3 separate regions of the Mus musculus genome follow, and regions 1 and 3 are each linked to region 2. The links are chromatin loops, found by intact Hi-C in ENCODE. Cell type or tissue: heart. All regions are shown on one strand.

The links. A loop is a pair of places that touch in the nucleus more often than their neighbours do. Peaks named below come from ENCODE experiments on the same cell type or tissue, not always from the same donor. Only the 100,000 strongest peaks of a DNase experiment are listed, where the experiment ranks them.
Region 1: it touches region 2 in a loop (2.3-fold over the local background); 3 of 42 quality-filtered maps call a loop at or near these places.
Region 3: a loop joins it to region 2, with 6 times the contacts of the local background. A loop is called at or near these places in 18 of 42 quality-filtered maps.

The regions. Positions count from the first base shown.
Region 1 is chr1:55,211,904-55,219,903 of GRCm38, forward strand. Rftn2 (raftlin family member 2) reads right to left here. Exons shown (of 9, transcript NM_028713.1): 2 at 2,217-2,400. Among named protein-coding and RNA genes, the nearest start is that of Gm10561, 11 kb to the right of the region's middle. In heart, no CTCF peak of the experiment used is centred here; a DNase peak (open chromatin) is centred at 3,708.
Region 2 is chr1:55,083,062-55,091,061 of GRCm38, forward strand. It overlaps Hspd1 (heat shock protein 1 (chaperonin)), which reads right to left and starts at 4,871. Exons shown (of 12, transcript NM_010477.4): 1 at 4,718-4,871; 2 at 3,705-3,880; 3 at 1,472-1,724; 4 at 664-746; 5 at 6-101. The coding sequence starts at 3,878. Hspe1 (heat shock protein 1 (chaperonin 10)) reads left to right here and starts at 5,087. Exons shown (of 4, transcript NM_008303.4): 1 at 5,087-5,351; 2 at 5,990-6,154; 3 at 7,652-7,741. The coding sequence starts at 5,349. In heart, a CTCF peak has its summit at 3,174 (motif pointing left); a DNase peak (open chromatin) is centred at 5,080; H3K4me3 peaks cover 4,969 bases; H3K27ac peaks cover 3,325 bases.
Region 3 is chr1:55,022,982-55,030,981 of GRCm38, forward strand. Sf3b1 (splicing factor 3b, subunit 1) reads right to left here and starts at 4,497. Exons shown (of 25, transcript NM_031179.2): 1 at 4,358-4,497. The coding sequence starts at 4,385. In heart, CTCF peaks have their summits at 2,870 (motif pointing left) and 4,469; DNase peaks (open chromatin) are centred at 4,560 and 6,070; H3K4me3 peaks cover 3,437 bases; H3K27ac peaks cover 3,223 bases.

The DNA.
Region 1 (8,000 bases), 130 kb after region 2:
GGGGCTGGGGACATGGCTCAGTGGTAGAGTACCTGCCTAGAATGTGCGAGATCTTGGATTTGATCTTTAGCAGTGAACAACAAAACCTCCAAAACTTCTGCTCGCTCCCCCCTTCCCCGCCAAACCACCGGCCCTAGAACAGGCTTTTTCTGTGTAGCCTTGGCTGTTGTGGTACTTGCTCTGTAGACCAGGCTGGTCTTGACACTCAGAGAGCTTGCCTCCCTCTGCCTCCTGAGTGCTGGGACTAAAGGCATACACCAACATCACCCAGCTTTTTTTTTTTTTTTTTTAATACTTAGATAACTTAAGTGTCTCAGACAGGTCTCAAACCTAATATGTAGTAGAGAATGACTTTATTTTTTGACCCTCCTGAATGCTAGGATGACAGGCGTGTGAGCCTATATCTGGTTTCTGTGGTACCAGAAAATGAGCCCAATGCTTCCCACATGCTAGGCAAGCACTCGATTGACTGATGCACCCCTAGTCCACCATCTGAAAATGTAAAGGCCTGCTCTCTCTTCTCCCCTCCTTTTCCCATTTTCCTGTTCTCTCACCCTTTCCCCTCTTATGATTTTCTTTAGCCTTTACGTAGTAAGATTGCTGTTCACCCACCACTGTGAAGAGGAAACACAATTTTGAGATAAAAATTGTATCACTTTATTGTGTGTCTGTATGAGTGTGTGTGTGTGTATGTGTGTGTGTGTGAGTGTGTGTGTAGGGTCTGAGGACAGCTCTGTGGGGCTGGCTCCTTCCACCCTTTATGTGTTCTGGGATTGAACTCAACCTCAAAGCTTGCAAGGCCAGTATTCACCGTACCTCTCCCAGCCAGAAGTCCCTAAGACAGTTTTTATAAAGATGAAGAATTGTGCAAGACTCTTTAATATATTAATTTGAGGCAACATTATGGCCATTTTCATTCTTCATTGCAGAGACTCAAAGCAGCTGTGCTGGTTTGAATGCCCATGGCCCTCCTAGGCTAACACATTTGCATGCTTAGTCTTCAGTTGATCACCTAGGAAGGATTAGGTGTGGCTTTGTTGGTGTAGGGGTGTCACTGCCAGAGGGCAGTGTTTCTTCTTCTGCCTTCCGCCTGCAGCTCCAGCCCCAGCACTGCCACTGCCTGTGTTCCATCACGTGATAATCGTAAGCAACTCCCTAATTAAATGGTTTCTCTTTTAAAGAGTTGCCTTGGTCATGGTGTCTCTTCACAACACCTAAGTTAGAACAGTAACTAAGACAACAGTTTTCTTGTGGAGCTAACGCAGGGCCTTGCACAGGTGCTGTGCCACTGAACTATGTACTCAACCCAAAAGGTCCTTCAGACCCCGTTTTGCTTGTTAAAGAAAGCATAGCTTCAATCCCAAGAATCCCAGGGGAAACGTTGCCAATATGTCTATTTAATTTATGAGAACTTGGCATTGTAGTGCTTTCTTCTACTATGAAAGTTTTAGGATGCAGGCAGGCTAAGCTCCAGCTACCATTTTTTTTTTTTTTTAAGGTTTATTTATTTTATTTACATGAGTACACTGTAGCTATCTTCAGAAACACCAGAAGAGGGCATTAGATCCCATTACAGATGGTTGTAAGCCACCGTGTGGTTTCTGGGAATTGAATTCAGGACCTCTGGACGAGAAGTCAGTGCTCTTAACCTCTGAGCCATCTCTCCAGCCCCTCCAGCTGCTATTCTTAATGAGAACACAGGTACCTGGAAGAACTCTTGAGAGAGGTTGCCTAGACTGGGCCAGTTTGCTTAGGCTAATTGCTGATCCTTATCTTCTGGTGGTTCCTGTAGGAGTTGCCAGGACACCCAGCTTTAATGGGCGTTCCTTGGATCTCTCTCGACTTTCCCTTTCTCGATCACACCCTCCCTTGGTATTTATTTGCCTCCAAAGAGTAAAGACAACGTTGGGGGTGGGGGCTGTTCTGGCTCTCTCTCTCTCTCTCTCTCTCTCTCTCTCTCTCTTCTTGAGATTGGGCTGGAGAGATGGCTCAGCGGTTAAGAGCACCGACTGCTCTTCTGAAGGTCCTGAGTTAAAATGCCAGCAACCACGTGGTGGCTCACAACCATCTGTAATGTGATCTGATGCCCTCTTCTAGGTGTCTGAAGACAGCTACAATGTACTTACATATAATAAATAAATCTTAAAAAAAAAGATTAAAGAAAGTCATCATTCTTAACTGTCTCTGAGGTGACTTTTCTCAAGCGCTCTGCTTACCTTAGCTTCAGCCGGGACAGCACCGCCCTGTACAGGTGACTTGCTGGAAGGTGCTTCCGCTGCCCCACAGGTTGTATAACTGGGTGAATGGCCCCAACAACATAGCCCTTAAGATAATAGTCTTCCACTTTGGCAACTATATCCAGGACTGAATTTATCTTGATGACGTCTGGATTTGTTGAAGCTGAGATACCAAGAATGAAGAGAAAATTTCACATTGGTAATATTGAATTCTACCTTATTTCTATCAGTATGTGATAATATTAGTGAATAGGAGAGACAGCCAGCCACATGGCTTAATTTTGAGTAAGACACACTAACATGTGTTATATATTTCCTATTTCAAGTGAGATTAAATGTGTTCAGGGTAGTATGACTGTAGACTAATCCTGTTTTAGACAATAGCTAAAGGTGATTGACCCAACTGATGGATACACAATGTTGCCAATATGTCCAGAACCAGACGGCCTCACATGTTCCTTTACTATGAAGGGTTTTATCTAAGTGACTATATTGCCTTTAAAAGATATCAATGATGTACATCAAAATGATAATTTAAAGAGCCAATAGTTTTTAGGACTAGGATGAGATGCATGATTTCTTTTTATTATTTTTAGTAGCATTAGTATTCTCTTTTTGTTTTTTCTCTTTGTAGCCCTGGCTGTTCAGGAACTTGCTCTGTAAACCAGGCTGGCCTTGAACTCATAGAGATCTGACTGCCTCTGCCTCCTGAGTTCTGGGATTAAAGGAAGAGATGCATGATTTCTTAAAGATACAGTTTCTATAAGTTTAAAACCTAAAAAGGGGAGAAATTTTATTTCTTAGACAGAAATCATTAAAGAAAAGAACAGAACTAGACATAGATGAAATTTAAAAGCAAAACTGCCATGTAGGCCAGGTGGTGGTGGTGCACGCCTTTAATCCCAGCACTTGGGAGGCAGAGGCAGGCGGATTTCTGAGTTTGAGGCCAGCCTGGTCTACAGAGTGAGTTCCAGGACAGCCAGGGCTATACAGAGAAACCCTGTCTTAAAAAACCAAACCAACCAACCAACCAACCAACCAAACAAACAAACAAAACAAAACAAAAACCAAAATAAACTAAAAAAGCCCCTGCCATGTAATTGAAGTCTCCACCCCCCTACTGCACCCCCCCCCCCAAACTCTCTAAGAACGTACTTGTGTTGACTACAGGATTAAAAGCAAAGCCAGTACGCAGCTGGAGAGCCTGTCTCCACAGTTCTAGAGGTATTCATTTAAATAGCTCCATTCTCTGTTTAATACTTCTCATTTTATGGAGGACAATAAGGATAATTATCCAGAAAGAGACCTGGAGCTGATTAGTAAGAAAACATGCAATTCATTGCAAGTAAGGGCTGGGCTGGCTTTTCACGGGCTAGTGGAGTCCAGCGCAGAACTGTTGCTGATTGCCTGAGCACAGGAAGAAGGTTAAGGCGCAGATGAGGAAGAAGGGTCAGAGGAAGTCTCCACGCCCTCACACTAACACTCACGTGATGGAACAGTTCCACAGCAGTGAGCACTCACCCCAGCTTCTCAAACGAAAACGAGGCACTCCACAGAGAGTCATGCCGATACATTTCCTTCCGTTTTAGTCCCTCTTGGATGTCAACTAATATCCTACCATCTAAAATATTTTCTTCATCATGATGAATAGACATGAGAACAAAGGACAGTCCTGACCTTTGAAGAAGCACCTGGTCTCCGAGTACACACCCAGCCCAGTCTGTCTGTCTGTCTGTCTGTCTGTCTGTCTGTCTGTGTGGCAGGCTTCCTGACCCATCTGGCTTCACTCTTGTTTTAAACATTTGGTCTACAAACCCTGACTTTTGTTTTTGTTTTTTTTTTTAAGAAAGCAGCTGAGGAACAACAATGTGGAACAAATTCTTAGGACCAGAGAATGAAATGTAATGGGAACTTATCTTTAGAACTAGGTGACAATTGTACATCATTTTAAAGAAAACTATAGCCATGTAATGGCTCCCATGGCAATAGGGCAGGAAGCGGAGAAGTTAGCGTGGCCTGCAGGATCTCCAGGCCTCCTGCCAGCCTCCCTCTTGTGCACTTCACTTTGACATGGGACAGTTCAGAGTTCTGAACCTGTCTGTCACTCTGTCTCACCACAATAAGCCTTCTCTGTCCCCAACCCCACGTTACTTATTCCTTCCTCTACTGTGTACACTGCTGTATTACAGTTACTTGTTTATAAGCTTCTCTGGGCTGTTTAATGGGAACTCCCTGTGATGGTTTGTATATGTCCAGCCCAGGGAGGAGCACTATTAGAAGGTGTGGCCTTGTTGGAATAGGTGGGCTTTAAGACCCTCATCCTAGCTGCCTGGAAGTCAATATTCTGCTAGCAGCCTTCAGATGAAGACAGAACTCTCAGCTCCTCCTGCACCTTCCTACCTGGACAATGCCATGCTCCAACCTTGATGATAATGGACTGAACCTCTGAACCCGTAAGCCAGCCCCAATTAAATGTTGTTTTTTATAAGAGTTGCCTTGGTCATGGTGTCTGTTCACAGCAGTAAAATCCTAACTAAGACACTCCCTAAGGGTACCTGCTGCGACTTCCCTCAATGATGGGTCATGACTGCAAGTATAAGATGAAATAAACCCACTTCTTTCTAGGTTGTTTTTAATCATGGTATTTACTATATCAACGGGATGACAAACTAGGACAGGATTTGGTGAAGAGCAATAGTGTGACTTCCATCCAAAGACTTTACTGAGCTGGCCTTGTCTCTGGCTGGCTTGGTAGGAGTCACTATTAGGTGTGTATGTAAATGCATGTGTGTGTATATGTGTGTGTACACATGCATATGTGGATATTGGTGTGTATATGCATGTGTATATGTGTATGTATGTGCGTCTGTGTGTGTGTGTGAGTGCATGTGTGTGTAGACCAGGGGTCTTGTTGTCAATCTCCATCTCAAATTCAAAAGCTTTGTGGAGAACTTCTTTTCATGTCGTCCCTCCACCTGAATATTTTCAACAGAGTTGGTGTTGACTGTTAGGTATTCAAACCTAATTGTTCGCACTGTGAGGCGGGCAGCGCAGGACACACTGAGCAAGGACTTTTCAACTGCACTCAGAGTGGAGTAATCACAAATCTATGACAGGCCCAGCCTTTGAGGACAAGCCTTTGGTTTGATGTCCTTATGTAGGAAAGTAATATCAGAGCTGTAGACACACAAGATTAAGGGGGAGGAGGCGGTGGCTTCTGGTCGATTGCCAGCACAGGCAGTGAGCAGCAGCTGTATGCTTTCTTGCTTGCCTGAGTGCTGCACAAGGTGTTGGGAAGAAGGAACACATGGTGTTTATGGCCCTGTGGGTGTGGCTGGTTACTGGTAAATTAATGTTACATGATCTGTAAAAGCCTTGCTGTATCTTACAGGGCTATTGTTATGAAGCAGTCTGTAACTGTTTTGAAAATTATACAAACAGCAAGGGAACTTTTATTGCTACAATTAAAACATGTTGAGGGTTGAACAACATTGTCTCTTCTCAAAGCTCCGAAAAACGAAGTATCTGTGATGCTTTTCTTACTCCTTTGGTAAAAAGCTCCAAAGAGTGACCCTTTAAATGCCAGTCAGTGGACATGGTGCCTCATGCTTGTCATCCCTACATGTGGGAGGCTGACACAGGAAGATGACCACAAGTTCTGAAGCTGCCCGTGTTACATAAATGAGTTTCAAGCTAGGCTGGCTTATAGCATGAGGCCTTAAAAACAAACAAACAAACAAACGAACAAACAAACAAGCCCAAATTACTAAAAAAGATACAAAGCCATACTCCACCATAAAGTCAAGCAATTGTTAAACACTCAAAAGTTCGGCCCTGATGACATAGTGCTATGAGAAATACATATTTCATTTCTTACCTCTGAGGACTGGCTTAAATTTATGGAATGCATCTAAAATTGTTATCTTAAGTAAAAACAAAATGTGCAAACTCCAGCCAGCAACTTTGCCATAGTTTAAAGGGGGCAATGGCCTGGCGACCTGTATGCTCTCCCCAGCAACTGTAGACCAGAGTTAACTCCTATAAGTGCCAAGTCCTATGTGATCAGGCCATGGCCAGTTCTCGATTCCAGCAAACCCTGCATGGTGGATCTGATTGCCTGATAGGGCAACTCAAGGAGAGAGATTAGGACATTGACTTATTGTTAGTAATTTCTGAGGCTGAGCTGGAACCCAGGCAGGATGAGGTGGAAACTGGGACACTCCAGTGCCATAGGAAGGAAAACGTTATTGTTTGAACCACAGTTGTTGAACATTTGTGAATCCAGACATGAGATCAGCCAAACCATGGCTCTGAATCTTCCTGATACCTCAGTCCTTTAATACAGTCTCGCATGTGTGGGGTGGGGGTGGGGGTGGGGTGGTGGTGACCATAAAATTATTTTTGTTGCTACATTATACTTGCAATTTTACTACTGTTGTGAATAGTAATGCAAATATCTGTTACCCAGGATATCTGCTATGTGACCCCTGTGAAAGGGTCAAGACCCACAAGTTGAGAATCACTGGTTTAGACTATGATAGACCGCTGAGTATCTTAGCATGTGGCTGTTAAGAGGATTATAAGTTTTAAGAAATCGAGAAATGGAATACAATGTAAATAGCATTTCGACCTTTGTTTATTAGTGAAGCTAGCCACTGCTGAAGTCACTCATGTTGTTAAATGAAGTAACATAATGGCAGTTTTTCTTTTTCTTTTCTTTCTACTTGTATTTTGAGGCAGGGTCTTTGGAGTCCAGGCTGGCCTTGAACATGGGGCCAGTTATTTTGCACCAGGCTCCCAAGTGCTAGAATTAGAGGCTTGTAACTTGCTTGGCACTGGACACATGACAATAGACTCATGGCATTTTGGGAATCTTGTGACCTGCCTTTGTCTACTTTCTCTTTCACGTACGAAAGCTTCTCTCCACTTTCTGTGCTGCCTCTCTCAGGCCACAGAATTCCTCCTGCTTCTCACCTCCAGTCACCCTGACTTTCTGCCTTGTTTGCTTTATCTCCGTCCATATTCCCATCCACACTTTCAACTGTACCCTGATGGTGGGTATAACATATACAGGAAACAAGCACAGAACATACTTAAAACTACCAACTCCCAGGTAACAATTATTTAATGAAAAATCGAGAAAGTGGCCTGCTCTTCCGAGACCTCCCATTCCATCCTTTCCAATTTTGGTTCCATCCTTCCACCATACTGAGCCTTGACTGTCCAGTAATTACTCCTTGCTCTTCCCTTAGTGCTGCAGACCAGGAACACAGCCCTAGTCTCTACAATGCAGTGTCAAGCATAGACTATGTGCTAAAGGAGCAGCCTGCCCCTGGGCAGGCCACCTGATGGATGTCTTGAGCCGTATGAAATGGGATCATACGGTGGTTACTAGGTATCTCACTCTATACCCCACAGTGCTGGACTTGCCTGTGACAGTTAAAGTTGTGCTCTCATTGCACTGTAAGAGCAGTCAGCAAAGGACCGCCGTGGAGTTTAGCTGTGTATCCCTTTTGGCAGCTCTAGCATGGTGTGCAGAGTCAATCAGGTGTGACTGAGGCCACATGGCTCAGAAAGACTAATATGTTATAGTTTGGTCCTTTACAGAAACCATTAGTGTGTGCGGCTGTGATAGGCACCCTATTGTGCTTGAATGAGGCTTGCTCCGGTGACCCAGTAGAAAACTCTACAAGGGACAGAAACTGAGCCACGTTCCCAGAGACAGGTGTCTGAAACCACAGAGCCCCCAACTCCATAATTCCG
Region 2 (8,000 bases):
CTTGCCTTCACTGTGATGACACCCTTTCTTCCAACCTTTTTCATTGCATCAGAAATGATGTTCCCAATGTCTTTGTCTCCATTTGCAGAAATTGTAGCAACCTGAAATAACCAAGTTACTTCAAAATTAAATACTGATTAGTATTTTCAACTTTGACACTCTATACTAGTACTTTACAGTTAATAGTAATTTTAATGAAGTCCTGGTTAAATGGAGACACACCCTCAGTCCTTCCATTATCTGACAAAGTAAGAATAAATAAACTAAAGGGGCTGGAGAGATGGCTCAGTGGTTAAGATGACTTGCTGTTGTTCAGGTCAGTACCCAGCATCCACACAGTGGCTGGCAACTGTCTCTAACATCTCCTTCTACGGGTTCAGGCATGCATATGGTGCACACACAAAAAAATACTTGTCTGCTATGCTTCAAGGGCTAGGTTTGAACCCACGCAGCACAGAGTACACTGATATCACTAAGAATATCTGCACAATAACACAAATCTTACTTACAGCCACATACAACTACAACAACAAGCCACCTATTAAGATCCAAATTAGTAGGCATGGCAGTGATGAGCCAAACACTCTGGAGGCAGAGGCAGAGGCAGGGGAATTTGAGTTCAAGGCCAACCTGGTCTATAGGTTGAATTAGTAAAATTCTTACCTGAGCAATTTCTTCAGGGGTTGTCACAGGTTTAGACTGTTTCTTAAGTTCAGCAATTACAGCATCCACAGCCAACATCACACCTAGTTCAAGAATGTATGTTACTAACAATGCTTATCAAGGTCCCCAAGTATAAACTTACAGACTCTTTTAACATTTACATGTAACCTCGTGCCAGCACTCTCCTAACTGTACCAAACAACACAGTATGCACTCAATCAATCTCAGAATTTCATAATTAAGTTGAAAACCAACAACATTTTGAAAACTTGACCTAGATGTTGTGTGGTGGCTCACACCTGTAATCCCAGTACCTGACTAAGACTAAAGACTAAGACAGAATGGCTAAAAATTTGAGACCAGCATGTATTTATACAGGACACCATGCCAGGGAAGGCTAAGACCTACTCATTCTTGGCTGCAGAGATAGCTTAAAGGTTAAGAGTACAGGGTCTTGGTCTGGGTGTGGTAGTGCCCACCTTTAATCCTAGCACTCTGAAGGCAGAAGAAGCAGGCAGATCTCTGAGTTTGAAGCTAACTAGCCTGGTCTACAGAGAACCCTGAATTTTCACTTCCATTAATTGAGACAAGTTAAAAAACAAGATGTGGAAGATGGTCTAGGGGATAAAAGTACTTGACCCACAAGCCTGAATGAAGCCTCAGTTCCACCTTGGAAACCCACATAAGTAAGGAAAGGGCAATTCCACCAAGAATGAACACTCACAAACTCTACAACGAATGTAATAAAAAGGACAAAGATAAAGACAACAGAATTCTTTACAGGATAAGATCAATGATATACTCTTACCTCTCCGGATTTCCACTGGATTAGCCCCTTTGCTGATCTTCTCAAAGCCCTCCTTGGCAATAGATCGTGCCAGAACAGTGGCAGTGGTGGTGCCATCCCCAGCCTCTTCGTTTGTGTTATTGGCAACGTCCTGAACAAGTTTAGCTCCAATATTTTTGTATTTATCCTTTAAATCAATTGACTTTGCAACAGTGACCCCATCTTTTGTTACTTTGGGACTTCCCCAACTCTGTTCAATAATCACAGTTCTTCCCTACAGCGACAGGGAAAAAAAAAGCAACCCTCAATGATAACCCTCAAATTTGTCATTTTTAACCATCCTGCAACATGAATCTCAAAGCCACGTTAATCAACCATCTTAGGTCTATAAAAAATGAGCACTGATCATTTGCCAGGAGTCCAACATTGAATGAAGCACAACAGGAATTCCCTGGTACTAACAGATGCCACCCATAAAACAAGAAAGCACAGATGTTAATCGCCAAATCCCAGAACACTCTTCACATCATTTGCACTTGAGTTTTGGCTATGACCTAGGTTTATTTTGTTTTCTGAGACAGGACATTTCTGTGTAGCCTTTCCTGTCCTCAAACTCACAAAACACAAAGATCTGCTTGCCTCTGCCTCCTAAAGGCTAGCTGGAATTAGAGGCATGCACCACTACCACTACAGCCCTGCTTATGAACTATTTTTAAAACATGTTTTGCTTTAAAATTCATTCACTAAATATCAGCCAGTAAGATAATGTGCTTTTCTGGTTCGCTCAATAAAAAACTTCAAATATGACACCAACAAGTATTGGCAACTTTTGGATTTGAACCAAACTTCTATTGTCTTGAGCTATGTAAACAGTTCTTAAAGATGCAGGTTTTGGGGGGGGGGGTGCATGTGTGGAAGACTTTTGGGATAGCATTGGAAATGTAATTGAGGAAAATACGAGAAAAAAAAAAAAGATGCAGGTTTTTTTGTTGTTTTGTTTTTCAAGACAGGATTTCTATTGTTGCCATGCTTTCCTGAAACTTAGAGAACTACCAGCCTAAGCCTCCTGAGTGTTGGGATTATGCAGCTCTTTAGACCAGTTTAGCATTAATTTAAAATGACTGTGCACCACATCCAATGGTGTCCTCAAAGTACTATAGCTCCCTATTCAGCCACACAAATGTGTGATCACAACCTCTGATCTTAGCACTGCTCTGAGTTCAAGGCTGACTTGGCCAGCTATGGTTAGAGACCCTGTGAGTATAATACTGAATTCCTACACTTGAGATGTAAGTTGTTCAAGGACAGCCTTGCCACAAGGGAGTTAGAACTCAGACTAAGCTAGTGAGACTCTCTCAAAAGCAAAAACTGGACAATTTTTTTGCAATGTGAAAATTGTAGCAATCACGAGGTGTACAATGAAGGGACGAATGGAAGACCACAAAGGTTTTCTCCCAAGGGCAAGTGAAAACAGTCTGGTGATATGTGTTGCAGAAGCTGGTGGATGGATCGCTCTGAGTCTCAGGACAGTCTAGGCTACCGGAGAAATGCTGTCTTAAAAACAAAACCCCCAAACAACAAAGCCCATAAAGTAAAGTTTGTAAAGATGGCTCAGCGGGTAAGAGCACTGACTGCTCTTCCGAAGGTCCCAGCAACCTTCAAATCCCAGCAACCACATGGTGGCTCACAACCACCCGTAATGAGATCTGACACCCTCTTCTGGTGTGCCTGAAAACAGCTACAGTGTACTTACATATAATAAATAAATCTTGAAAAAAAAAGGTTTAGTTACTTAAAAAAACAAAACAAAAAACACAGAAACCAATGATTCTATGCTAGTGCATTTTGCCTTATGTGTTGGAGTATTTCAGCACAATGAGTGAACTCTCACATTACAGCTATATACTTTGAGGTATTATTAGACTTAAGTTGTACTTTCCCCTCTATACCCTCTAACTACTGGGACGAGATCCAAAATTTAATGCAAGCATGCACAAAATCATGACTATAGTTTGAAAATCCTCCTTGAGATATTACTACTCTATTACATCACAATGTACAAAAGTCCCCCAAATCGCCTGGAGCAGTAGTAAGGACACCATGGTGGTAGAATGACCAATAGACCTCCTGACTAAATAACACCTCTAGACCACTAAGTTGTACCACATGCAAATTAGATTTTTCACAAAACTTGATAACAAATTGCTGTCTTGCAGCTACTATATTCTTTAACACCATTTAAGTATACTGGTACCTTTGGCCCCATTGTAACAGCTACAGCATCTGCTAAAAGGTCTACACCTTGAAGCATTAAGGCTCGAGCGTCCGCACCAAATTTTACATCTTTGGCATAGGCCCGAGTGAGATGAGGAGCCAGTGCCCGGGACACTGGTCTCATCTGGCGAAGGACTGTGGGTAGTCGAAGCATTTCTGGGGAAGGAAAAAAGAAAAATCACTACAAACTTGTCCAACGGTGCTTCAAAACATGGGAGGCTAGATTGGAGCTGGGCTGTCCTCTGCTAACCACCATGCCTGGGCGCTGCAGATTCAGGGCATAATCTGCTAGCCAACTGATCATGGAGGCTGACCCCAAGCCTGACCAACAGCATAAGCACAAAGCACAGAAAACCACATCCCCATGGCCACCCACTCTGCCCTCTCAAGTTAATCTTTCACTGCCAAAGCGGCCTTGGGAGCAGATCCACTCCGAAAAGTGTCCAAAGGAAAAAAATCAAGTTGGTGCAAGCAAGGCAGGTTCTAAATGCAATTGCCTAGAGAACTACAGAAGTACTCATGACGGTGCAAAACCCTCTGAGTGTGTCGCCAGGTATCCACCCGAAGCTACGGTAACACAGCAGCTAGCAAGGCCGGAGGAAAAGACAGTAGGTCAGTCCAGCCTCGCGGCCCCACGTGTCTTCCCGACCAGGAGCCCCGAGCAAGGTCAAAGTGAACACCGGACCGCCGCGGCCACCGGGGACTAAAGGACCCCGACCACCCTCCCACAGAGTCCTGCAGTGCGCCAGGCGCAGGTGGCACCAGAGGGCCCAAGTTGCTTCCACCCTAGCCCGCCCTTGCTCCGGCGCTCGGCCTGGATCGCGTGGTCCCCGCCACACGTGATGAAACCAGCGTGGCCCCGCTGGGCCTGGACAAGTGAGCCGAGCCTGCGGCGTCGCTGCCAGACTTCTCCCCCTAGTCCTCCGTGCTCGGTCCGCGCTGCAAGCAGCCCCCCGCGAGCGCCGGGGCGCCCTGCACGCCGAGGCCGCGTACCTGCGGGGCGGCGGCAGGAGAGCACGAGGCGAGGCAGGCCGTCTGCGGCGAGTGAGGGACCCAGCTCTGGGCGCGCACCGCAATGAGCCCGAGTCCCCTCCCTCCCCGCCCCGCCCCGCGGCCCCGCGTGTGCGCGCGCGCGCCCCCCGCTCTCTCCCACGCCGGGGCCCTGCAATCTGCATGCGGCGCGCGCGGCCCCGCCCTCCGTACCAGAGCCGCCTCAGCTCTGCGGCCTCAGCCCTCTCCCGCCGCCCTACGCTGGTTCCTGGGCCACGGTCCGTTCTAGAACCTTCCGGAAGGCCCCGCGCGTCCCGTGGGTGAAAGGTCAAGTGGCGTCATTTCCGGGAGGGGGGCTCGTTCTTTCACCTCGGCGGCCGGCCTGGAAAAGCCTAGAAAGTGCTCCCCTTTTCTTCCGCCTCCGGCCGCCCGCGTCGGCCCCCTTGCGCGGAGCCCTCGCCACCAATCGGCGCGCGCGTCGGCGTGGCCGCCCCCTCTCACGCTCGGGGGGCTGAGTGCGCCTGCGCGCTGCGCGGCCTTTTCACGTGTCCCAGCCGGCCAGCAGGACTCTCCTTGCAGCAGCGGCCCGAGTTCAGAGTCCGGAGCTGCGGTGGTGGCGGCGAAGGCGAGAGTCATGGTGAGTGTCTCGTGGTTGGCAGGCCTGCGGGTCCAGTTCGGCCTGCGGCCCACGGCGAACCCTTGTGCGCTTTGGGACTAATAGGACAGGGGTCCGGGGTCTGGTCAGTGTCCGGTGTCCGCCCATGGCTCTGCAGAAGCGAGGCCATTTCTCTCTCCACCATGGCTTTGCCGCACGCACGTGTGCGACAAAGCGTCTGGGGCAGGGGGCGGGAACCCGATGCACACGCAGAAGCCCACCTGCCCTGGCAGGGCTTCAGTGGATGTGTCCTATGTTGGAGAAAGACTAAGATCCAGGCTCGAAAAGTGACGCCACTCCCCCGTTATTCGAATTTTTAAAAAAATTAAAGAAATGTTTGACCTTGGAATAGATCAAGGTGGCGATTGCTGATTAGTAATGAAGACCCCCCCCCACCACCACCACCACACACACACACACACCAGACAGGGAAATGAAACTCAGTTTGTCCTATATAGAGTGGAACACTGAGTATATTCTAAAAGTACACTTGAATTTTCTTGTCCTTTTTGGAACAGGTCAGTTTTGACCTGTTGAGAGTTAAGGCTTGCGGTGGTCTTAACTGTTCGTGTTCTGACACTTCGAACTTACACTCTGTTTGATCACATTTCTCTCCACAGGCTGGACAAGCTTTTAGGAAGTTTCTTCCGCTCTTTGACAGAGTATTGGTTGAAAGGAGTGCTGCCGAAACTGTAACCAAAGGTGGCATTATGCTTCCAGAAAAGTCTCAAGGAAAAGTGTTGCAAGCAACGGTCGTGGCTGTGGGGTCAGGAGGGAAAGGAAAGGTAAACTGGTGCCCCTGGAGTGGTACTGAATTCCAGTGTGATGTGGAAGGAGGGGAATTCCTTTGGTAATTAAAAAAATGAATTACAATGGCATTTTTGGGGGGAAGAATTTCAAGTCAAATTTCAATTCACAAAGAACCTCCCATTCAGGAAAATGACTGTTTTATATTGTTTTAGAATTATTTTATGTTTCTGAAGAAAGGCAAAAGGTATTTGTGTGACGTGTTTGCACATGTCTATATGCTGTGTAGCAGGGGCATCTCCACCTTACTCCTTTGGGGTAAAGTGTTGACTAGTCTGGTTTCTGGGCCTCAACATGTTGCGGGTTACAGCCTTTTTACTCTAGTTTTAGGATCCTGGTTTGGGCTCCCCTACTTTCATAGCAAGTCTACTTACCTGTTTACCCACTGAGCTAACTCTGCAGTGCCCCAAGCTCTAGAGGCTGAAAAGTGCCTGCCTTGATGGTGGCTCATGCCTGTGGCCCAGGTTCTTTGGAGCCTAAGGCAGGTGGACTGTAGAATCTTTTTAGGCCAGCAGGAGGTACAGGATGAGACCATGTCCCAAAAAAGTAAAACAAAATCTTACAATATGAAATAACCTCTGTAGCTATTTTATATCCTGTTCTTCAAATTTTAAATAGACAAAAAGATCGCGCAAGTAGATAAACCCCCACGGCCATTTCAGAGCTGAAGGAGGTATTTATTAATAAGGCACAGAACTAATTCTAAGCACAGGTTGGGAGAAGGGTATAGTGCTGAGGTAGAAGGATCCGGAATTGATGGCCTGTCAATTTTGATATAGACCCTGTCTCCCTCTCCCTTCCCCAAAAAGAAAGGGTGAAGTGGCAGGGGTGGGGGAGCCCAGACACTGAAATAGTTTTAATCTTACACCATTGAGTTTTAGTTGGCATGAGACTTGAGAAGGGAGGTGGAACTACTGTGGGTGTTCTTTACTTAACTAAATCGCGAGAGTATTAGGGGGAGTAGACATTCCACTTCAGTCTCTTGATAGATAACAAGGGCATTCAGTCAGTAAATGTATATTAAACGGAGAAAGGTAATGCCGAATTTTTGTTGAAAGGAATCATACATGATCATTTACCGTCTGGTGGTACAAGCTGCTTTATTTTACTTGGTCTACAGGGTGTGTTAATATTTAACAGTAGAAAGTTAGCCAGCCTTAGTTGTCCACTGAAATGAAGTTTTAGTGAGTGTCTCCTTCATATTGTAACTATGCAATTCTTATATTGTAGGGATCTATATTTAATGTAAATTATATTGCTTAACCACTAATTAGGTACCTAAGAACATACTGGTTTGGGCACATTTCATTAATTTAGTGATTTAAAAGTTACAGAGTTTAATGTGACTGGTTAATGCCTATAATACAAACCTGAGGCAGGAGGCCCCTGGTGTGCATACTGAAACAAAAAGTTCACTGTGTGTCTAATGAACAAGACAAGCAGACTCTTGGCTAACAAGTGACTGTTTTCATCAGAGTGGAGAGATTGAGCCTGTCAGTGTGAAAGTTGGAGATAAAGTTCTTCTCCCAGAATATGGAGGCACCAAAGTAGTTCTAGATGACAAGGTAAGTCAAGCTAAGAATTTTTATTTTATCTATTTTTTTTTTAATTTCGGGGGAGGGGGTGGTTCAAGACTGGGTTTCTCTGTGTAGCCTTGGCTGTCCTGGAACTCACTCTGTAAACCAGGCTGGCCCCGAACTCAGAAATCCACCTGCCTCTGCCTCCCAAGTGCTGGGATTAAGGTGTGTGCCACCACTGCCCGGCAAAGCTAATAATTTAAAATGAGTTATATTTGCTATGACTATCTTAACCAATAGTCTCTTT
Region 3 (8,000 bases), 60 kb before region 2:
GTAAGATACCTTATCTCAGGCCGGGTGTGGTGGCAGACGCCTTTAATCCCAGCACTTGGGAGGCAGAGGTAGGAGGATTTCTGAGTAGGAGGCCAGCCTGGTCTACAAAGTGAGTTCCAGGACAGCCAAGGCTACACAGAGAAACCCTGTCTCGAAAAACCAAAAGATACCTTATCTCAAGGGAATAAGCCCAACTGCCTCCTTTGGCTTCCATGTGCACACAACACACACACACAGGTGGAGATACCTACACACATACAAATACTACACAAATGCACATATGCATATGCATGACACACATACAAATATTAATCTGTTACTTGGGGAAAGGAAGATCGTATTTTATTATATATTCACTGGGAAGCCAAAACCAAATCTTGCAGTTATCTACAGTCTTCCAACTTTAAGGCTAAATCATCTTTTCCTCTCAATTCAGAAGATTCTCAGAACAATAATAGGCTATTTCCTACCTGTCTGACCAAACTGATGTACCAAAACTGGGTTTTAAATACCCCTTTTCAGAGTGGGAGGGTAGTTCAATGCCAAATGCTCTGTAGTATAAATACAAAATCCTGGGGATTGATCCCAAACTTTGAGATCTAGAAGGCATAGTGGTGGTACATGCCAAAAATCCCAGTGTTCAGGAGGCAAAGGGTTCCTCCAAGTATGAGACCAACTTAAGTAAGATACAAAATGAGGATGTAGTGGTGCATGCCTTTAATCCCAGCACTTGGGAAGCAAAGGCAGATGGATCTCGCTGTGAGTCTGAGGCCAGCCTGGTCTACAAAGCAAGTTCCAAGACAGTCAGGGATACATGGAGAAATCTGGTCTGGGTCTCAAAAAAAAAAAAGAAAAAAGAAAAAAAGAAAAAAAAAGGAAGGAAGCAAGCAAACAAGGAAGGAAGGAAGCACCGAAAGCAACCAGCCAACCAGGCCCACACGATAATTCCATTTCCAAGAGAAAACAAAAGTGAAGTCTACCAAGATGGCTCAGCAGCTAAAGGCACTTGCAGCAAGCCTGAAAACCTGAATCCAACTCCAGAAAGTTGTCCTGACTTCCACATGGACATAGAAGCAAAAATACATAGATAAACACAATAGATAAATATAAGGGAAAAAATACAAATAAATGATCCCATTTCTGTGAAACTTTTCCCATAAAAACCACAGGGTTTGTGAATTCACGGGCCAATCTATAAATCTAGCACTTAAGAGGTAGAAAATCAGAAGTCAAGGCCAGCCTGGTTGACAAGAAAATCTTTCTCCAAAAGTAGTAAAGTAAATCTAAAACATGCTAATCTAGCAAGTAAATGTTGATTTAACATTTAAATACCCATTACTGACCAGACACTGGAGCTATTAAGGTATATAAAATTCCTGTTTACACCAACAGTAGAGAAAGCTTTAATGAGATTACTCTGATTAAGGGTGTAAACTCACTTCCTGCCAAACCTGACAACCTAAATTGGAATCCCAGAACCTACATCACCCAAAGTGGGAACAGACTCTTCCAAGTTGTCCTCTCATTTTTGCACAAAGCAAATATAAATATAAAAATTTTTCAAAAACTCTACTTTAGACAGGCATGGTGGTGCACAACTCTGATCCCAGCTCTTGGGAGGCCAATCTGAGGCCAGCATAGTCTACCAAGAGTGTTTCAGAACAGCTGAAACTACATGAAGAGATTGTCTAAAAAAAAAAAAAAAAGTTCTAGGCCAGACTGATAAACAGAGCAAATTCCAGGACAGAGCTACAGAGAGAAACTCTGTCTCAAAACAAACAAACGTAGCAACAACACAACAACAAAAAAAGACTAAGACAATAAAGATTTATACTGAGGGACCTTATACCAAATTGTGACATACTTCTATAATATTTTTTATTAATTCAATAATAAAATAATCCTAAATAAAATAGCAATTTTTACAAAAAAAAAATCGAAACTCAGCACTCGGAAGGCAGAGGCAGGCGGATTTTCTGAGCTCGAGGCCAGCCTGGTCTACAAAGTGAGTTCCAGGACAGCCAGGGCTACACAGAGAAACCCTGTCTCGAAAACCAAAAAAAAAAAAAAAAAAAAAGCAATTGCAATTTTTGAAAACAAGTTTAGCTGGGCTTCTACAATGAAAAAGGAAAGGAAAGGAGGAGGGAGGGGGAAGGGAAGGGAAGGGAAGGGGAAAGGAAAGAGGAAAGGACCCTAAACTTTACATTTACCAGGGCCAGAAAGATGGCTCTGCAGCTGAGAGCAGTGGCTGCTCTTCCAGAAGACCTAGGTTCAGTTCCCAGCACCCATGTGGCATCTTACAACTGTCCTTTAATCCAATTCCAGGGAATCTGACACCTTCAGACAGACGTTACATGCAGGCAAAAATATTAATGCACATAAAATAAACTTTGCATTTATCCAACTGGGAGTATGCTACATTGAAGATATCAATAAGCCAACAATCAAAGCTACAAAATATCCATAAATCTCCATAAATCAATAACCTATTAGGGTATGGGACTCTACCTATGCAGCTATAAGGAAGCCAGTAAGGAGTAAACCATGCTTTCCTTCAGTAAGCACTTCCCCTCCCCCATGCTCTGGAAGTCCAATAATTTCACTGGTTCCCCACAATGGAAAACAATTAAAATAAATAACCTACCACTGACTGAACAAAACAGCGACACGATTCAATTTCCTAATTATTTTACAAACAATATCTGAAGTAGTCTAAAGATAAATAATGAGGCCAAAAACATTTCTGGCTTTAAAAAGTGTTGGGCTAGGGGCTGGACTGCTCTTCCAGAGGTCCTCAGTTCAATTCAATTACAGATGGCTCACAACCATCTGTAATAGGATCTGACGCCCTCTTCTGGTGTGTCTGAAGACAGTGACAGAGTGTATTCACATAAATCTTTTTTTTTAAAAAAAGTGTTGGGCTAACCAGGCACAGGCCTTTTACCCAGCACTTGGGAAGCAGAGGCAGGAGGATGAGTTTCTTTGAAGTGGGACCCAGTCTCCTCTATTCAGGAAGTTTCAGGGCAACCGGAATTACATAGTAAGACTATCTCAAAAAAGAAAACAAAAACATGTGTTGTACTTTCATGTTTAAAGACAAAAGACTAGTTAATGCAGGGACATTTCTGGCTTTCAAAAGTGTTAGTATTTTCAGTTCCTCAAATGTCCCAGCTATTGGTCCTAAACCATCTCTTTAGATTCGCATCGGAATTCCCTCCTTACACCCTCCTCTATCCTACCACAGCGACACTCACTGCATGGTACAAGATGTTCCCTCCGGCTCAGACATCCTCCCCTAATTTAAAACTGATTGATCCTTTTTTATCAGCGCCGCGTCACCACCTCCCAAAAATAACTAAGCATAAATTAATGGCTCCGTTACCCAGCTTCTCAGAAAGTACTGGCTTTACTTCTCTGTACACATTCCTTTGATTTTCTAAGAGAATATTCACACATCTGCTTCCACATCAAACTGTCAAATTTCTGACATCCTTAGCTTGTTACCTCTCTCTAACACCGAGACACACACTTAGAAAGGACGGGTTTAGTGACTTAGTGTCAGCGTAAATTTTGGCTTCTTAACCGGGAGCCAAGAAACAGGGATTCTGTCTCTCAGACTCAAATTCCTTCCCGTCTTCTCTGGTTACTTTCCTTATGGAATCTGGTTGCTTCTCAACATGTTTCTAGCTCTGTTTACTCTTGTGCAGCATAAAATAAGCGACTACCCAGAAAACTTTGGCAACTGGTCAAATCTGCCTTTCCTTCTCTCTTCCTCCTGATTCTCCAACACCTAGCTCTCAAAGGGAAAAAGATAGAACACCAGGACACAAGTGATTAAAGGAGTAAACTACCAGATTTTCTGCCGGAATCATTTAGTGCAAGCACCACAACACGATCCAGCCGCCTTGGAGATGCCTGTATCGCGAAGGCTGGGATTGGCAGGCCTGCGCTGAAGCGGCCTCCGTTAGGAGCGGCCCGAAAGCGGCTGCCGTCATTCAGGGCTTTCCAGGTACGAACTGCCGACGATAGCGCCCGGGGGGCGAGAAAGTCGGCCTCCCACGTCCGCCTCCCCGCTCCCTCCCCGGGAGTCCCCCGGGGCAAGCCGCTCGAGCGAGGCTCTCCGGTCAGAACAAGAGAACTCGGAAGCACCAACAGCCAGCGCGGAACAAAGCGCCGGTCCCGGAGTGCGAGAGGACGCCATTACGCGGGCAGCGGCCTGCGCCGACGAGCCGAGCAGGCCTCGCCGCGCGGCCTCGGTCGAGACCAGAGATGCCACGCGAAGACGCAGAAAGCCAGGAGAGAGGGCCGCGGCTGGCTGGCTGCCGAGGTCGCGCGTGGGAAGGGAAAGGCCGCTTACCTTCGTGAGTCTTGGCGATCTTCGCCATTTTGTCCACTCGAACACACAGACGGAACTGGCGCTCCCAAGGACTTCCGCTCGCCGCCGCCAGAAACAGAGGCCGCTCTCTGAGCGTGCGCACCCGGGAGCGCGCGCCGCACTGTAGCACGTACTTCAACTGCCACCTATATGAGACTGCGAGGGGCATTATGGGAGTGGGCGGGGCCAGGGCGGGCTCCCGGCGGCTTCCTTAAAAAGCCAGCGAAACCGCGGGGAAGACTAAACGCGGAAGAGGATGGCTACTTCCCAAGAGGGCTGTAGCCTGTCCGGCCAGTGGTGGGTAACGTGCCGTTAATTCAAGCACTCGGAAGAGAAGAGGCAGTTCGAGGCCAGCCTGGTCTACAAAGAGAGTTCCCGAAGCCAGGGCTGTACAGACAAAGCCTGTCTTTAATAAAACCAAAGGAGCCTGGCAGTGGTGGCGCACCCCTTTAATCCCAGCACTTGGGAGGCAGCGGCAGGCAGATTCTGAGTTCGAGGCCAGCCTGGTCTACAGAGTGAGTTCCAGAACAGCCAAGGCTACACAGAGAAACCCTGTCTCGAAAAAAACAAAAATAAAAAGTAGAGAGAGAGAGAGATTAAATTACACAAAATAGAATTTAGCCAAAGGAACACTGCCTCCAAGACACCCAAAAAATAAACAGTATGCTAGCCAGGCCTGTTAGAAATAAAGTTTATGATGCCTAAGATGTTAATGTTGGTTCACCAGTATTGACCAGCCATTAGATACGGTAGAATACTTCTCTTAACAGGCAGCTCAAGGGAATAGTATAGGGTCACAAGCAATGTTAAGTCCTGATCTACAATAAAGCCCAGTTCTTTTCTTGAGAGAAACATAATTCTGCCAAATGGGTAAGATGACCCCAGGTAACAACTATTTGAAAAAGTACAACACTGGTGCACTTAAAATAATTCTGGCAATAACTGATGCCTAAATGACCAGGCAAATAGGAGTGACCTATTGACCAGATTTTCAGCCTTCTGTCTCTGTTTAAGTTGTACTAAATGTAACCCAGGGTTGGGACCTAAATTACAAATTTGAGGATAACCTCATATTTGGAGAAAATAAGCCTAAGGTGTCTCTAAGTTATCAAAATGTATTCAAGGCTGGCCCTACCGAGCATTAGCCAGAGCCAGCTGTGCCAGACCTTTTTCCTTTATTATCCTCCAAATGTGCAGGATGCTTTCTCACTGGGAAGGCTTATCATTTCTATAACAGATTCAAAGGAGCATTTGCTGCATTTGTGGTAATTGTAGAAGCTAAATACTTCCTGGAGTTCCAGAGTAATGATAAACATCACTAAAAGATCACCCAGAATTGTCTTGTGAATCCTCTTTTATAAAAATAAGATTTTTTCATGCTGGGCGTGGTGGCGCACGCCTTTAATCCCAGCACTCAGGAGGCAGAGGCAGGCGGATTTCTGAGTTCAAGGCCAGCCTGTTCTACAAAGTGAGTTCCACAGGGCTACACAGAGAAACCCTGTCTCAAAAAACAAAAACAAAACAAAAAAGATTTTTCTCACCACAGCCTACTTGTCTGTATGTTTGTTCCTGAAAGAATACTAATATGGTTCAGGACAGGAAGGAGAGTATTAAAATGAGTCCGAGACGGCTCCCTTAGGCTCCTTATTTGGGGAGGTTGTGCAGCCTTGCAGAAAGAGGAAGTACATCGCTGGAGACAAGATTAGAGTTCCTCGCCTCAGTCTACTTTCAGTTTGCTCTCTCTGCCGTATGTCTGCGGCTGAAGATGACCTCTCAGCTTCTTGTTCCCACCAACCTGCCCGCACACCCACAGACACACTTTGGGAAAGACCATTCTCACACTGTGATAGCAGAGTCAAGAGACTAGTAAGAGCAGAGCAGGAAAAAAAAAAGAGCAGAGCAGGTTTACTTCTTAAAGCAATGTAGTTGTTTTGTTTTGAGACAGGGTCTCGCTGTGTAGTCTCTGGTGTTGCCTGATAGCTCCTCCCGGGAAGTCTGTTTCTCCATCAACAAAAGAATTTCTGCAGGTAGGTTAGTGGCACACCCCCTTAATCACAGCACTCTGAAAGCAGAGGGAGACAGATCTCTAAGTTTGAGGCCAACCTGGTCTACAGAGTGAGTTCCAGGACAGCCAGCCAGGGCTACACAGAGACACCCTGTCTCAGAACAAAACAAAACAACTTGGAGGTTTTAGAGATGTCTCAGCAGTTAAGAGCACTGACTGCTCTTGCAAGAGGATGCAGGTTCACTTCCAAACACCCGCATGGTTACTAACAACCAGCTATGGGGCAACTCCTAGGGGCTCTGATTTCCTCTTCTGGCTCCTGTGGGCACGGGGCACACATATGGTGCACATATATACATGCAGGCAAAATACTCATACACATAAAATTTTAAAAAGAATCACAGGGTCGAGATCTGCAGTCTATCACATCTGAGATTTCTTGCAGCTGTGATACAAGGGCGGATGAACAGAAAGGGAACACCATAAGCCCCCTAGACACTGCTTCTGTGCTTTTAAATAAGGTGTGGAGCAAAATTTGGCTCTGTTTTTGTTTGTTTACTTGACATCGTCTGACTGTGTGTCTCTGGCTGTCCTGGAACTCCCTCTGTAGACCAGGCTAGCCTCAGACTCAGAAATCTGCTTGCCTCTGGCTCCTGAGTGCTAGGATTAAAGGCATGTGCTACCCCAGGCCAGCTGTTTCTCCGTCTTGAATTAGATCTGCTAAGATGCCTTTAGCTGCTTGGGTCGTCTCCAGTGACAGTATGGACTTGACTAAACACAAGTTGGGGGAACCTGAGGAAGTACCTGTGGCAAACATTCCCTCAGAGCCAAGCCACTTTTGTTATCAGAGGTCCACAATGATGAGAGGGCATGAGCCCTCAGTCAGGGGCTTACCCTGCCAAGCCCACCCAATGGGTTGTCTGTGGCCCCCAAGGGGGTCCGGGAGGAAGTTAACCCAGTAACCTTCCAGTGAAGAAAAAGTTCTGGGTAATGAAGGAGTTTCTTTTGGGCAAGAGTCTGGGAATCTGGTTAGTTTGATGGCTCCTATCCCGGACCACTCTTCCTAGCTGTCTACCCATTTAAGAATAACCATCTCCTATCTCTACTCACTTAACTCATATGTAGACCAAGCTAGCCTTGAACTCATAGAGATCTGCCTGTCTCTGCTTCCCTAGCGCTGGTATTAAAGACATATGCCACCATGCCATGTATGGATGTTTTATCTGTATGTATGTGTGTAATCACATGTATGGCTGGTACCTGCTGAGGTCAGAAGAGAACATTGGGCCAGGCAGTGGTGGCACACACCTTAAATCCCAGCACTTGAGAGGCAAAGGCAGGCAGATTTCTGAGTTTGAGGCCAGCCTGGTCTACACAGAGAAACCCTGTCTCAAAAAAAAAAAAAAAAAAAAAGACATTGGATTCCCTGGAACCGGAGTTAGAAATGACTGGGAACTATGACCTTGATGCTGGGAACCGAACCCTGATCATTGGCAAGAACAGTGAGTGCTTTTGATCACTGAGCCAACTATAGAATCAGTCTACAGAAAAAAAGTCAGCATAAAAAAAAAAGGCAAGACTGTCTGGCATGCTGATTTGGTACAAGACAGTGGGTTTTGT